Regions from separate parts of the Homo sapiens genome. Here region 2 is linked to region 1. A link is a contact called in ENCODE Hi-C data. All regions are on one chromosome and are shown on one strand. The core of a region is the stretch at or near the end of the contact, and the rest is flanking DNA. Distances in the headings are between cores, read along the strand shown. Region 1 holds the start of TWF2 (twinfilin actin binding protein 2). Region 2 holds the start of ITIH4 (inter-alpha-trypsin inhibitor heavy chain 4).

What was found. A loop is a pair of places that touch in the nucleus more often than their neighbours do. Pooled maps may share reads with other maps.
Region 2: a pooled map of gastrocnemius medialis shows a loop between it and region 1 (2.1-fold over the local background). The contact joins the promoter of ITIH4 here to the promoter of TWF2 in region 1. A Hi-C loop is called at or near these places in 1 of 168 maps with a recorded cell type or tissue (gastrocnemius medialis) and 2 of 50 pooled maps.

Annotation. Positions count from the first base shown.
Region 1 is chr3:52,235,554-52,242,133 of GRCh38, forward strand. TWF2 (twinfilin actin binding protein 2) reads right to left here and starts at 3,605. Exons shown (of 9, transcript NM_007284.4): 1 at 3,439-3,605. The coding sequence starts at 3,463. TWF2-DT (TWF2 divergent transcript) reads left to right here and starts at 3,685. Exons shown (of 2, transcript NR_135307.1): 1 at 3,685-3,882; 2 at 4,622-5,544. RefSeq lists enhancers at 1,196-1,737, 1,738-2,280, 4,188-4,237, 4,891-5,080, 5,279-5,807 and a silencer at 3,248-3,767.
Region 2 is chr3:52,828,139-52,834,718 of GRCh38, forward strand. It overlaps ITIH4 (inter-alpha-trypsin inhibitor heavy chain 4), which reads right to left and starts at 2,534. Exons shown (of 24, transcript NM_002218.5): 1 at 2,415-2,534; 2 at 981-1,141. The coding sequence starts at 2,504. It overlaps STIMATE-MUSTN1 (STIMATE-MUSTN1 readthrough), which reads right to left. Exons shown (of 10, transcript NM_001198974.3): 9 at 5,479-5,611; 10 at 4,983-5,292. The coding sequence ends at 5,186. It overlaps MUSTN1 (musculoskeletal, embryonic nuclear protein 1), which reads right to left. Exons shown (of 3, transcript NM_205853.4): 2 at 5,479-5,611; 3 at 4,983-5,292. The coding sequence ends at 5,186. RefSeq lists an enhancer at 1-494.

The DNA.
Region 1 (6,580 bases), core at 2,355-4,854:
ACACACACACAGCTCAATCCAGCATGTGTGAATGTAACACACAACACGCATGTGTGACAGAGGAGCAGAAATTCAAACACCCTCATACATGAACACATGCTCAGTTGCTCAAACACAAATGGACACGCATGTTTAGATACACAAACACACACAGAGATATAGTCCCCGGCTTGCTAACACGCACACAGGCAGGCAAGTGCAGAGCTTGGCTGAGACGTGTGTGCAGGCAACAGGATGTATCAAAGTGTACACAGAAGCACATGGACACGCATGACACCCATGTGTGCAGCCCCAGTCCCAGCCCTCCAGCCAGGCTGTCTAACCCTGAGACCCCGAGGAGCCACAGCCAGCCCAGATACAGCCCTGTGGGGGGTGGGGGGACAACATGACCTTAACCCTCAGGCAGTTGGGGCAGCTTCCAGGAGAAGGAATGGCTCCCCGAAACTCACTAAGAGACTCCATCTTGGTCAGGTGCGGTGGCTCTCACCTGTAATCCCAGCAATTTGGGAGGCCAAGGCGGGCAGATCACCTGAGGTCAGGAGTTCAAGACCAGCCTGGCCAACATGGCAAAACCCCATCTCTACTAAAAATACAAAAATTAGCCAGGCATGGTAGCACGCACCTGTAATCCCAGCTACTCGGGAGGCTGAGGCAGGAAAATCGCTTGAACCCGGGAGGCGGAGGTTACAGTGAGCTGAGATCACACCATTGCACTCCAGCCTGGGCAACAAGAGTGAAACTCCGCCTCAGAAAAAAAAAAAAAAAAGAGACTCCATCTTGGTCATTGGGCTGTAGAGCTGGAAGGTGAGAGCCAGTGAGTGACCAAGGACCCCAGGGCAGAGGTGAGGACCATGGTGAGAGCTGGGGAGCCATAAGTGGTGGATCTACTAGTGGACAGGGAAACCACCACGGCCCATGTGGGGAAGGGCCCTGCTTGGGTCCCTGGGTGAGCAGGGCTAGGCCAGTGTGACCTTGAGGCTGCCCAAGGGTCAGGGGAATTCCGTCAGGAACACAGCTGGAGGCCTGAGGTCAGAGAATATTTATAGGGCCAGGACTGGGCAACTCAGGGGCGGGGGGGCCTTTAGGAAAACAAACTCTGGTTATGTCCTCAGGTGCCCCCCCTTTGCAGAGTGACCGTTAATCTGAGACCTCAGGCTATGCACCACCCTCCAAGGCCACTGGGTGGGCTGGGGCCCAACTGAGCTCAGCAGACCCTTAGGGCTCAGAGAAACATGGCATGGAACTGTAGGCAGGTGGACACCATCCCACTGGGCCAGGACAGAACTTTCCATCGGCAGATCCCAAGCAGGTCCCTGAGGCCCCAAGCCTGGCCTCTGGGGCTCCACTTCTCCCTCAGCTGTGTGACTCCTGACCTCTCTGAACTTCAGTGTATAAAATGGAAATAATAGCCCCAAACTTGGCAGGGCTGTGGTGAGGGGTAAATGGGAGAAAGGGCTTGGCGATGGTGGCCTCTATTAATAACAATTAATCTTTTATTATGATAATAACAGCAAGCTGACTGTGCTGAGCTGCCCCTTCTACCTGCCCAGACCTTCCCAGAAGGAAGGCCAAGAAGCTCCCCTAAGGGACAGGCCGACGGGCCCCTTCTAGTGTTACCAGGGCAAACTGACACCCCCACAGGGAAAGGCACATCCCTGCCCACCCCAGCCCCAATGCCTGCCCAGCCACCATCAATAATCCAGAGGCCAGGCCTGGGACACCTGAGCCTCTATTATCAATGATTCATGAACACCCTCCCTCCGACTCAAGTGAGCCTCACATTACAGGTCCCTTTCCTGCCTACTCTGCGGTCAGCAGATCCACACCTATGGTCAGGACAGGGCTGGCACCTGGTCCTCCAGGGTGATCTCTGCTGCCAACTTCCCAGGCCAGAAATGGGAAGAAGTGGGCTGCTCACAGGTGGAAGGAGGGCTAGGGGCAGCCCAGTCCCCAGTGACCCCCTCGGTGGGCCTGTCTCACTATGGGAAAGGAGGGAGTGAGGCAGCAGGGAAGGGGTATGGGGTGGCTAACTTCCTGGGATCTCCTCCACCAGGGCTGGAGGCTGGGAGGCAGCAGCTATGACCAGACAAAGGGGAAGGAAGAAGCTGGCCAGGAGGCAGTTCCCTCCTGTGGGGCTGAGTCATGAAGCCTGCCCGCCAGCTCCTCCTGGAGAAAGGCTGGCCCATCTGGGAGCCCTGGCCCTGACCCAGGCCCCTGCCTTCGCGGGGCCAGGGAAACCTTCTCAGGGCAGCCCAGCCACCAAGTGGCCACAACCGCACCAGGATTCAGGTGGTCAGGCAGGTCGATGGTGGCAGCCCCAGGCAGGGGATCCTAGTGTGGTGGGAGGGGTGGCTGATGGCCAAACCCGCCAGGCTGTCTGGGCAAACAGCCCGGGCCTTCCCCACAGGCCAGGCAGCTCTCTCAGGCCAGTGACAGAGGAGGACACTGAGCCCCAGGTAGAGTCAGGGCACCTGGCTCCCAGCCATTGCTTCTCTCACAGCCTGTCCAAGAAGGAAACTGGGACCCCTAGGGGAGGGGAGGGTGTGATGCGGGAATGGTGAAGCTTCCTAGGGCTGGGGGCTGGGGGTGGGAGCTGGCCTGGATTCTTTAGGGCCAGGACTCTCCCCACAAAACCCCATATCTGGACCTCTTCTCTGTCTGCAGCCTGGAGCTGGGATCTTCCAACCAGACTGAGGCAGACTCAGAAAGTCACAGTGGAAAATGGGAGGGAGGTCAGAGGTCAAGGTCAGATAGGCAGCTTTCTCCATCCCACGTAGAAGTCTCTGTTCCGGGTTTTCCCTAGCCTGGGGAGAGTGAGTGTCCTGGGAGGAGCAAAGGTCAGGGCCTTCTCCTAACACACATAAACAAGCCCATTCAAGTCAGACACATGCGGTATATGCATCCTTGGCAAAAATGCACACTGAGACGCGCTCCAACTGTGCACACACACAGACACCCACATACATGTGCACACTGCCATGAAACACTGATGTCTAAAGAGGGTCCTATGCGACCTACAGTGTCCATTCAAACAGTCACTAGTGCCAGTGCATGAATGACCCTAGATGTACACAAGCGAGTCACATCCAGAGGTGCACAGGCAGGACTGTACACGGAAGACGTGTGCACATGCGTGTACACCCACTCCCGGAAAGGAACAAAAATATACAGATGGGCACACACAGCCACATTCATCTCCAGGTAGGCACACAGATACTTCCACCCCAGTTGTGTACGTACACATACACCCACTCCCAGCTATGCACACCACGTCCGTACTCCCCCAGATGTGCCCACCCCAGGCGACCCGCGGCTGCAAAAGAGAACAGGAAGCTTTCTCCCGGCTGGTGTGGGGTGGAGGGAGGGGCCGAGAGCCGGGGGGGGGCGCTTCCGAGAGCCCAGACCGAGGCCCCCTGCCCGCCCGCCATCCGCCCTCACCGTGGATGCCCGTTTGGTGCGCCATGGCTCGGCGCTTCGCTCCGTCCGCGCCGTCGGAGCCCTCCGCTTGACCCTGGCCCGGCAACGCTCGCTGGACCAAGAGAGGTGGAGGATGTGGCGGAGGCTGTCGACCCTCGCGCAGCTTCCCGGGCGGTGCCGCAGGACCCGCCCCCAGCGGCGCCCCGCCCCCGACAGGCGCGGCAGGGAGGCGGGGACTCGGGGCCGCGCGTGCGCGCAGCCTGCGCCTCGGTCCGGGTGGGTCTAAGGATGATGATTGATCCGCCGTGCGCACGCCAGCGCGTTCCTCTGTGGCAGGAGAGGGGGGCCTGCGTGTGACCGAGCGTGCGTGGGAGGACGCGCGTGTGTGTCTGTGCGCCCTGATCACGGTGGTCTGTGGGTGGGGCGGATCGTGCGCGCGCGCCCGATCTGTGCGCCCCAAGCCAGGTGGGTCTCCGAATAGGAGTGGGTCCCAGCGTACACGGGTTTGCACCCAGGAAGGGGTCTGCTTGTGGGTGGGCGCGCCAGCTCTTCCCCAGGGGCCGTTTCTTGAGCGCCTCCCGTGGGGTCCTGGGCACCTCGGGGTGATCATGGCCGCTAGGCTTTGCCCTCACGGGCCTAGGCCCGCCTTCACCCACTAGATGGAGTGTATGGTGGTGAGAGCCCGCCGAGACAATGTGAGGGGCTGCCAGGAGAAGGCGAAGATTGGAAACCTAGAGGGGAGAATGAAACAGCCCAGCAGAGTGGAGGGAAAAGTTTTCTTTCTTTTTCTTTTTCTTTTTTTTTTTTTTTGAGATGGAGTTTCCCTCTTGTTGCCCAGGCTGAAGTGCACTGGCGCGATCTCGGCTCACTGCAACCTCCGCCTCCCGGGTTCACTCCTGCCTCAGCCTCCCGAGTGGTTAGGATTACAGGCATGCACCACCATGCCTGGCTAATTTTGTATTTTTAGTAGAGACGGGGTTTCTCTATGTTGGTCAGTCTGATCTCGAACTCCCGACCTCAGGTGATCTGCCCGCCTCGGACTCCCAAAGCGTTGGAATTACAGGCGTGAGCCACTTACTAGTCCCAGCCAGAAAGGTTTTCTGAGAAGAGGGCACTGCATGTGCAAAGGCCCAGAGGTTGAAAGAGGGCCAGAGCCTGGTGAGGAACTTCCCATGTCCTAATGACCTTCTGTGTCTATATCCAGCAGCCTTGCCTTACTGGTACCAGTACCTGCCTGCTGCTACCAACTAGTCAACATGTGGCATCTTCCAGGCCACTGTGATGAGTCAGGGATGAGCATCTGACTCTGGTTGGTCCAATCAGCTTGTCCAGGGACTTTGGCTGGGAAGATTGGAAAGGAGGCCAGCTTTTTGGGCTGGGGTTGCTGAGAGATGTGATGATGAAATGTGTGGCCTACCTGGCATCTGGCCCCAGCTTCAGCTCCATTTACTGTCTTGCTCCCCACCCTCACTAGCCTGCATTGAGGCCTCCTCTGTGCCCCCCAACCCCTGAGTTTCTCATCCCCAGAGAGCCCAGCTACACAGAATTGAAGGGTTTTCTCATTCATCTTCCTGCGCTCACCCTGAAGACTGGGCCTATGTCATCTGCTAACCACTGTCCCCCCAGCACTCACAGTGGAAAATGGAGTGTTATGCAGCCCTGCAGCTTGCCTTCTAGAACAGTTCACAGGCAAGGCCTCCCACACTGAACCCTGCTACAGCCAGATGGTGCCAGCAACACAGAGCTACTTGTTACATCAGCTCAGACTAAGCCACACCCACAGGAGCATCTGGTGATTCCACAGAACCACAAGAGACTTGACCTCCTGGAAATGAATTAACCAAGATTAATGAAAAAGATTAAGGTCATGTGCCCTGTAAAAATGTCCCTCACTGGATGAACTGTGACAAAGTAGGGTACTGCGTGGTCTCCCCAGCTGACCCTCTCCATGGGTCATTCTTTGCTTTTATCACTACCTGGCACAAATCTTTACGTATTTGTTTATCGTCTTCCCTCCACCAGTAGTTAGGTGTTTGCCCTTGCTGTATCCCCTGTGCCTAGAACAGTGCCCAACATTGGCAGGTGGCCAATAATTGCAAAATAAGCAAATGTATGAATGAACCATTAGATGCTTTGTGTTGTATACTTACTACCTGCTGGGCACATTTATTTAATCCTCATGACAGCCCCTGAAGTAGGTGTTACTTTTTCCATCTTACAGATAAAGACTCTGAGGTTTGGAGAGGTGAAGTGATTTGATCAATGTCACATGGTAGTGAGTGAGGCCAAGAATCATAGTTTCATTTTATTCGAGAAGTTGGGGGCCAGGTACAGTGGCTCATGCCTGTAATCCTAACACTTTGGGAGGCCAGGGTGGGAAGATCTCTTGAGCCTAGGAGTTTGAGACCAGCCTGGACAACAACATGGTGAGACTCCATCTCTACAAAAAAAAAAAAAAAATTATTTTAAAATTAGCCAGGCATGGTGATGTACACCTGTAGTTCCAGCTACTTGGCTGAGACAGGAGGACTGCTTGAGGCCAGGAATTCAAGACCAGCCTGGTAAAGATGGCAAGACCCCATCTCTACATATATATATCTATAGATAGATAGATAGATTAATAGATAGATATGTATTAGCCAGGCACAGTCACACATGTTTGTAGTCCCAGCTACTTGGGAGGCTAAGGCAGGAGGATCACCTGAGCCCAGGAGTTAAGGGCTGCAGTGAGCCGTGATCACACCACTGCATTCCAGTTTGGGTGACAGAGTGAGGCTCTCTTAAAAAATTTAAAAATACTGAAGAAACAAAGGGAGGAGTTTGTAGAATCTGGAGTGGAGGAAACTTCTGTGTCACCAAACACAGAAACCATCAAAGAAAATCTTTCACTTCCAAAATTAGTCTATAGAAAAAAAAAAAGAAAATCTTAACCCAAATAAGAGACTGAGGCAAGAGCTTCAATCAATCGAGGTTTACTGAGCCAGAGTTGGAGCGTGCCCAGGAAAGCAACACAAGTCAAAGAAACGTCTGTGGCCTGTGCTCTCCCAAGAAGTTTTCAGGAGGCTCAATATTTGTACATTTCTTTAAAGGGGAGAAGACAGTGAGGCAAATGGTTATGTTTTTGTGAGACTCTTAATTAGTGTCCCGTAAATCTAAGCTATAT
Region 2 (6,580 bases), core at 1,284-3,783, 590 kb after region 1:
ACCTGCTCTCTGCTCCCCTAACTCATGCAGCAACAGGTTCTGGGTCTAGAGAAGGCAAGTGACAGTCTTGGGCTCTCAGCAGATGCCACGGGCCTGGACCTGGCAACTGCTGACCCTGGCACCCATGTCGAAGGCTGACACAGCCCGTGGGGCTTGCACTGCAAGCTGGGCAGCATAGGCCCGGGCTCTGGGTTAGGAAAAGTAGAGGCTGCGGTGGAGTGGGGGATGCTTGGCGCCTGAGGGAGGAGACTAGCCCCCACTGCAGTTTTCCAGAGGCCACAGTGTGGGACCCCACATGAGACACTCCCTCTCTGCCCCACCATCGCCCTGTTTCTGGGAAGAGTCTTGCCCTTGTCCTAAATCACAGCTTTTCCTGGCAGCAAGGGACAGGCGGCATCCTGGTGCATTTAGTAAACATTGGAAACTGAGTTGGGAAGGGTAGGGGAGGGTGGCAGAGGACAAAGTGAGGACCATCCTTGGCTCATAGAATTCAGAGAAACCTCAGGCATCTCTCACGCAGCCTGAGCAAAAATGTCCTCTGCAGGATCCCAGCTGGGGCAGACCTAGGAGAATCCTCCTCAAGCCACTCTCCACTGTGAGGAAGCCAAGGGTCTAGAAGGTTTTCTGTACTTTGAGCTGGAATGTGCATTTTGGTGACTCCCTCTTGCCTGGTCTGGCCTCAGGAGGCCTCAAGTCTGTGCTCCTCAAAGGCAAAGTCACAAAGATTCTGTGGTTCTCTGCCTAACACCTGGACAGCACTTAGGGATGATGAATGGCTGGATGGAGGGAAGGACGGGGGCATCTTTGAGAATAAGTCCTTTGGCAAGCCCCTGTTCCTGTGTGGCCCCAGGTGCAGGGTGTACTCCTGAAGATGTACACCCTGGCATGCCTTACTTCAAGAAGAGGGTTTGCTGGCACAGAGCGATGGAGTCATAGCACTGGGGGGTGTGGAGAGGGGAGGAGGGTGGGAAGGCACCTACATGGAGAAGTTGGTGATGAAGGCTTTCTTGGGCAGCTCCATCTGGAAGGTGGCCTCCTGCACAGTATTGGCCCTATTGACCACTCGGCTGGTGACGACCGTGTGGGCAAATCGGGATGAGACCCTGGAGTCCACGGTGAGGCTGTAGATGTCGATGCCATTCTGGACCAGCAAAGAAGAAGGGGGTTGCAGGGTTTCAATGCCACCTCAGCTCGGGGTGACGCTCTTCAAGAGTTGGCCCTGACTCTGGCTCTAGACCAAACCCTGGCTCCCAATCTGACTGAGCCACTGACCAGGCCTCAGGCTGAACCCAGTGAGGCATCTCATATGTGAACATTTGTCTCAGGTAAGAGATAGCAGTGTGCTTCATTCCCCACCCTACAGCACCACAGGGCAGGGGCCACGTCCTTCTTGATCTATAGGGGCCCAGAGCACCCCTTGGAGAAGAACAAGCATGCAGGGGGTGGAGCTGGTGAAGCCAGGGCCAGTGTCTGGGAGGGGCATCACACTCAGCCTTTGGGCAGGGGTGAGAGACCTGGTGGGGTCAGGGAGCTTTGCATGCTGGCTTAGCTTTGCCCAGAAAAAGGGCAGTGACCAGGTCCTTTGATTTCTGGAGACTTTGGCCTCTGTGGCAACAGGGAAGCTCCCACCAGTCTCCTAGAAGGAAGCCCTCAGAGCTGGGAGAATTCGGAGGTAGACTAGAGTCTGGTCTCTGAGAGTTGGGAATCTTCCTCTCTGCTCCGCAGTGGACCCTCCCCAACTCATCCCCACTTCCGCAGGGCACTCCCCTAGCAGGTGCCATTTGCCTTGAGGTCTGTGTCCCCCGAGGAGGGGCACACGGGCACCTCTTACCTGCTTGTGTGTGACATGCTCATGCGCACTGCACCAACTCTGCTCGGCTGCATGCGGCTGCCTGAATGCAGTTTGGCACAGAGGTGCCAAGTGGCTTGTTTATGTGCTTGGGTATTTGCTCTGCGACAAGCACTGTCCTAAGCACTTCATAGATACAATGGGTTTGGTTTTCACAACAAGCACTGTCCTAAGCACTTTATAGATACAATGGGTTTGGTTTTCACAACCGCCACCCTCTGAATAGGTTCTAGTATTACCCTGTTTTACAGATGAGGAAATTGAGACATAGTCAGCATAAATCATTCTCCTGAGGTCACTTACTAAAAGGCGGTAGAGCCAGGCTTGTAAAACTGTATTTCCTCATTTGGAAAATGGAAATGATTGGATCATCCCCTCTATTAGGTGGGAGAATACCAGTAAGGCCCTTGGGGTAGTGCCTGGCGGGAGGTCTGCACCATTTTTTTGCACACACAGGGATGCACACGCACTTGTGCTGACACGCTGGCACATGCGGAGGCTCTTCCCCACTTCCCAGGCGTTCTCTCATCCCCCAGCTCACGCCACACCCATGGACACTGGCTACCTTTTCGGCAGTAGTAGTCTGGTGGATGGCCAGCAGTGAAAGCAGGACGAGAACTTTGCTGCAGGTACGGACAGGCCTTGGGGGCTTCATCGTGGCTCCAGTGTCTGCCAGGAGGCTTCTGAACTCGACAGCAAGTGGGGAATGGATTAGTAACTTGTTTGCTGCCCCACCCACATGGGGGCAGGTTCTGGGAAATTGGGATCTACAAGCCAAAAACCACAGTGACCTCAGATAAGCAAATGACGAACGTCCCATGGACCTTGGCTGGGGGCAGGAATGTATACCAAAGAAAGGTAGGCTCAGTTTGGAGTGGGGGTACATGCCCCTTCTGAAAAGTGCGAAACCTTCACCAGGACCCTTCACACCAGGCATTCCACCAAGCTCCACAGGGCTGGGAGGGAATTGACAGTGAAGATGTCAGTCTGCTCTCCCTAAGTCCAGCCCGGGGAGAAACAGCGGGGGATGGTGGGGAAGACTAGGGCTACAGGGCTACCCTAGCGGCTTCCCGGAAGAAGGGGGCTTGGCCACCAGGTAAGTGTGTCTGGCTGATGGGAGGGCCCAAAGGCATGGAGTGACTCTGGGAGGTGTCTGTGTGGGGCAGATCTAGAGTCAGGATAGATACGCCGTATTTCTGAAGTGAGAGGTGCTGGGCACGGGGCGCCTCCTTCTCTCTCCTGGGGTCCCAGGTTGCTGTTTGGGTGCCATTAATCTAGCCAGGGCTTTAGGTTCAACCCCAGCAAGGCCCCCAAAACAAGAATGGCAATACAACTGAGTCATAAACCTGCCACATCCTGTGGCACAGAGGTCTCCATGCGGGGAGTTTATTGACAGAAGAGCATGGAACAGAAGACAGACCTGACAGTGCCAGCAGCTCCTGAGGGGTGACTGGGGAGTCATTTGGTGGAGCAGAGGGAGCCCAGGAATCGCTGGTTGAGAGAGGGCAGAATGCTGTTGTCATGAGCAGTGTGATGCTGCCACAGCCCAGACCCAGGGGAGCGCTGCCCAAAGGCCTGGGGTGGGTCCCGGCCTTGCTAAAGTTGAAGCGCTCTGCTCCTTGTAAAGTGGGATCGAGTGAGTACATATTATGCGCTCTGGGCACCGCTGGGGCTCGTGTTCCCTGGTGGCTCTGGGGAAGCCAGCTCCTGAGTCTGTGGCCACAGATGGGTAAAGATGAGTCATAAAAGTGTGGCCAGATGCCAAGTCCTGGATCAGGGAAGGACGGCGGCTCCGTGACACCAGCCCTGAGGGGGCCAGCTGCCTTGGGAACCTATCGGGGGCCTTGGGGCAGCCAGTGGCTTCCAGAGGCTGGGGAGGGTTTCTCCACCAGTCCTGTCTCCATTAGAGGTGGCGGCAGGCCTGGGGCAAAGGTGCCATAGACTGGAGCTATTTCTACAGCTGCAAGGAAGACGTTCCCCTTCCTTAGCATGACTGGCCAGAAGCCTCATCTCTGCGCACGTCTCCACTGCTCACCCTTTTGGCTCTGGATACGATTGGGATTACACAGGGGAACACGCTCCTTTCAGTGTCTGGGGGAAGAGTCTCCCCATGGAGTCCAGCAAGTAGGACTGGGCCCTTCCTCACAGCAGGGCTGCTCCCTTGGGGCAGAGAGCACAGGCCCAGCCCGGACTCAGGGCTATATAAGGTGGCCAGGCTGGCCGGGACTGTGGGAAACGTTCTGGGCAGCCAGAACCTCCTGGGACAGGAAGGCATCCCCAGCAGGCATCAGCCCCGAGCCAGGCACCACAAGCCCAGGCTCTGCCAGTCCAGCTCCGAAAAGAGCCACTGTCAGCCTGTCCATGGTCATGGTCTTGCCATCACAACGGGACAGGCCTCTATGGGTCTTTTGAACCTGGCACTTCCAGGCACACAGGGGACAGAGGACTGGAGAGAGAAGGGTCATGCAGGCTGAGAATCTGGTGTTCCATGCCCCAGACAGCATGGTTGGAGCAGAATGTGGGAGTCTTACCCCTGCTGTTTGGAAGAGACGGTAGCTCAGGAAACTGACTGCCAGAGAGGAATCTCAATCTGGCTCTGACTTGGAGGGGACAAAAGCCGGGAGGAGGCAGTGTGAACAAAAGTGTAGGGAGGGAGAGGGGTTTTGAGGTCCCTAGTGCAGTGCAGGGAGAGGGGTTTTGAGGTCCCTAGTGCAGTGCAGGGAGAGGGGTTTTGAGGTCCCTAGTGCAGTGCAGGGAGAGGGGTTTTTGAGGTCCCTAGGTGCTGCAGAGCCTGCAGGTCCTCAGAGGCTTCTCAGCAGCTTCTGTGGAAGGCAGGAGGAGAGGTGGTCCCTGAGACCCCACCCACTTCACTCTGAGCAGTGTCATCATGGCCTGCTTTATGGAATAGACTCCAGCTCAACTCCCCTGTAGTATAAAAGGGGAAACTGAGGCTCAGAAAAGTCTGAAGTCACAGGTCAGCACTGAGTCTCCATGTCCAAGGCAGCATGTGGCAGTGCCCATAATAGCACCTGTGCTATCCCCTGGGATCCTCTTAAACGGACATGTTCCATGTTCCCACCCTGTCCTCCCTCTCAATAGTGGCCATAGCCAGGGACCAACCAACACCTTCTGATTGCTGGGGCCACGTGGGCATCCTCTTTATTGGTGCTTCCAAGGTGCTGGTGCAGAGCCCTTGGCTGAAGGGCCTGGACTGTGGGGGAGGGTGGCAGCCCCAGAGACAGCAGGGGAGAGGAAGCGTTCTGGCATAAAAAAGAGTTCCTGGGAAAGGCTCCTGTTTCCGAGCATTCGGGCAGCAAGGGGAGTGGCGCACACTTCTCAGCCGAAGACACTCTTGGTGGGTCCGGCTTTGGGCTTCTCAAAGACAGTCTCGGTACCTGTGCGGGTGCGGCTGAACACCGACGGGGCGGCCGAGCCAGCTTGCTCTGTGGGAGGAGGTAAAGTCAGGGGCCAGCCTAGCTTCCTGGGAGGGAAGATCCCTTACGATGGGAGCACCTTTCTTGAACCCAGGAATACTGGATTCTCAGAAAAGGATCCTTGACCACCTCCCCCCACCACTGACACACACCTGCACCCCCATCCCCAGCCCCAGATGGCATGAGGACACTCACCACACTCTCGCATGACCTGGTAGGTCTTGGACTTGATTTCCTGGTTCTTGGTCAGGTTTCCTCGGGCCCCCTTCAGGTCCTCGTCCTTCACAGGGGGGCGCTTCTTCTTGATAGGGGCTTCCTGAGCACCAGCCTTGGAGATCCAAGAGCCTCATCTTACTACCTGAAGCCTCGGTAGAAAGGCACACCTACCTCTGTGCCTTGGCCAAGACCCCTCTTCTCTGCTCATTAAACCCAAGCCTATTCAAGGCTCTACTCCTCTTCCAGAGAAAGCCTTCCCAACTATACTCCACCTGCTGCAGGTCTCCCAGCTGTCTTGGTCTGACTTGCCCATGTGCCTTTCCCCTATAGCCTGGGAGCTCTTGGGAGCAGTGGCTGCTGCAGCCTCACACTGGCGTGTCTGGCTACCTGGTCAAGCTCAGGACTGGGCACAGTGGGGAACAGCGAAGGGGACTAGCTCTGAGGTTGGGCAATACTAGGGAATTTGGTTAGTTCCAAAACCTGTTCACTGGGTGGCAAGCGGTTCCTCAAGGATTGCCCCCTTCCAGAAAAGCGCCACTATTTACTTTGTGTCTTTGGGGCTGGAAATGGGGTAGAAGGGCCAGATGCCCACAGAATTACAGTCCAAAATGGCCACCCACCCACAGAGCAGGCAGCAAGGACAGTCCTCTCTCTTGGCAGGCTGGTCTGTCCCTCCAGGGTGGGGGACACCCAGGCTCGGTGTTTACCCTACCCCTCAACCCCAGGCGCCTGTGAGTCTGAGACCTGCCTGTGCTTGGGTGCAGGTGCAGGTATTTCCTCGCTCAGCCTGGGCCAGGCTCCTCAGAGCAACACACTATACCCCTGTACAGCGATGCATCCAGCTGTGTCCCTCCAGCCTCATGTGCACACACATACAGCTTCATGCATATACCATACACAGAGACAGACAGACCTATGTGTGTGGCCACACACAGAGTGCATGGCTGCCGGGCCCATAGCTACAAATGCACAAAGCTCTACACACTGAGCTATATCGGCAGCACACACACAGATGCGCACACACACACACACACACACAGGCACATGCAAAGATCTATCTAGGCCCCCCCCACCCCCAACA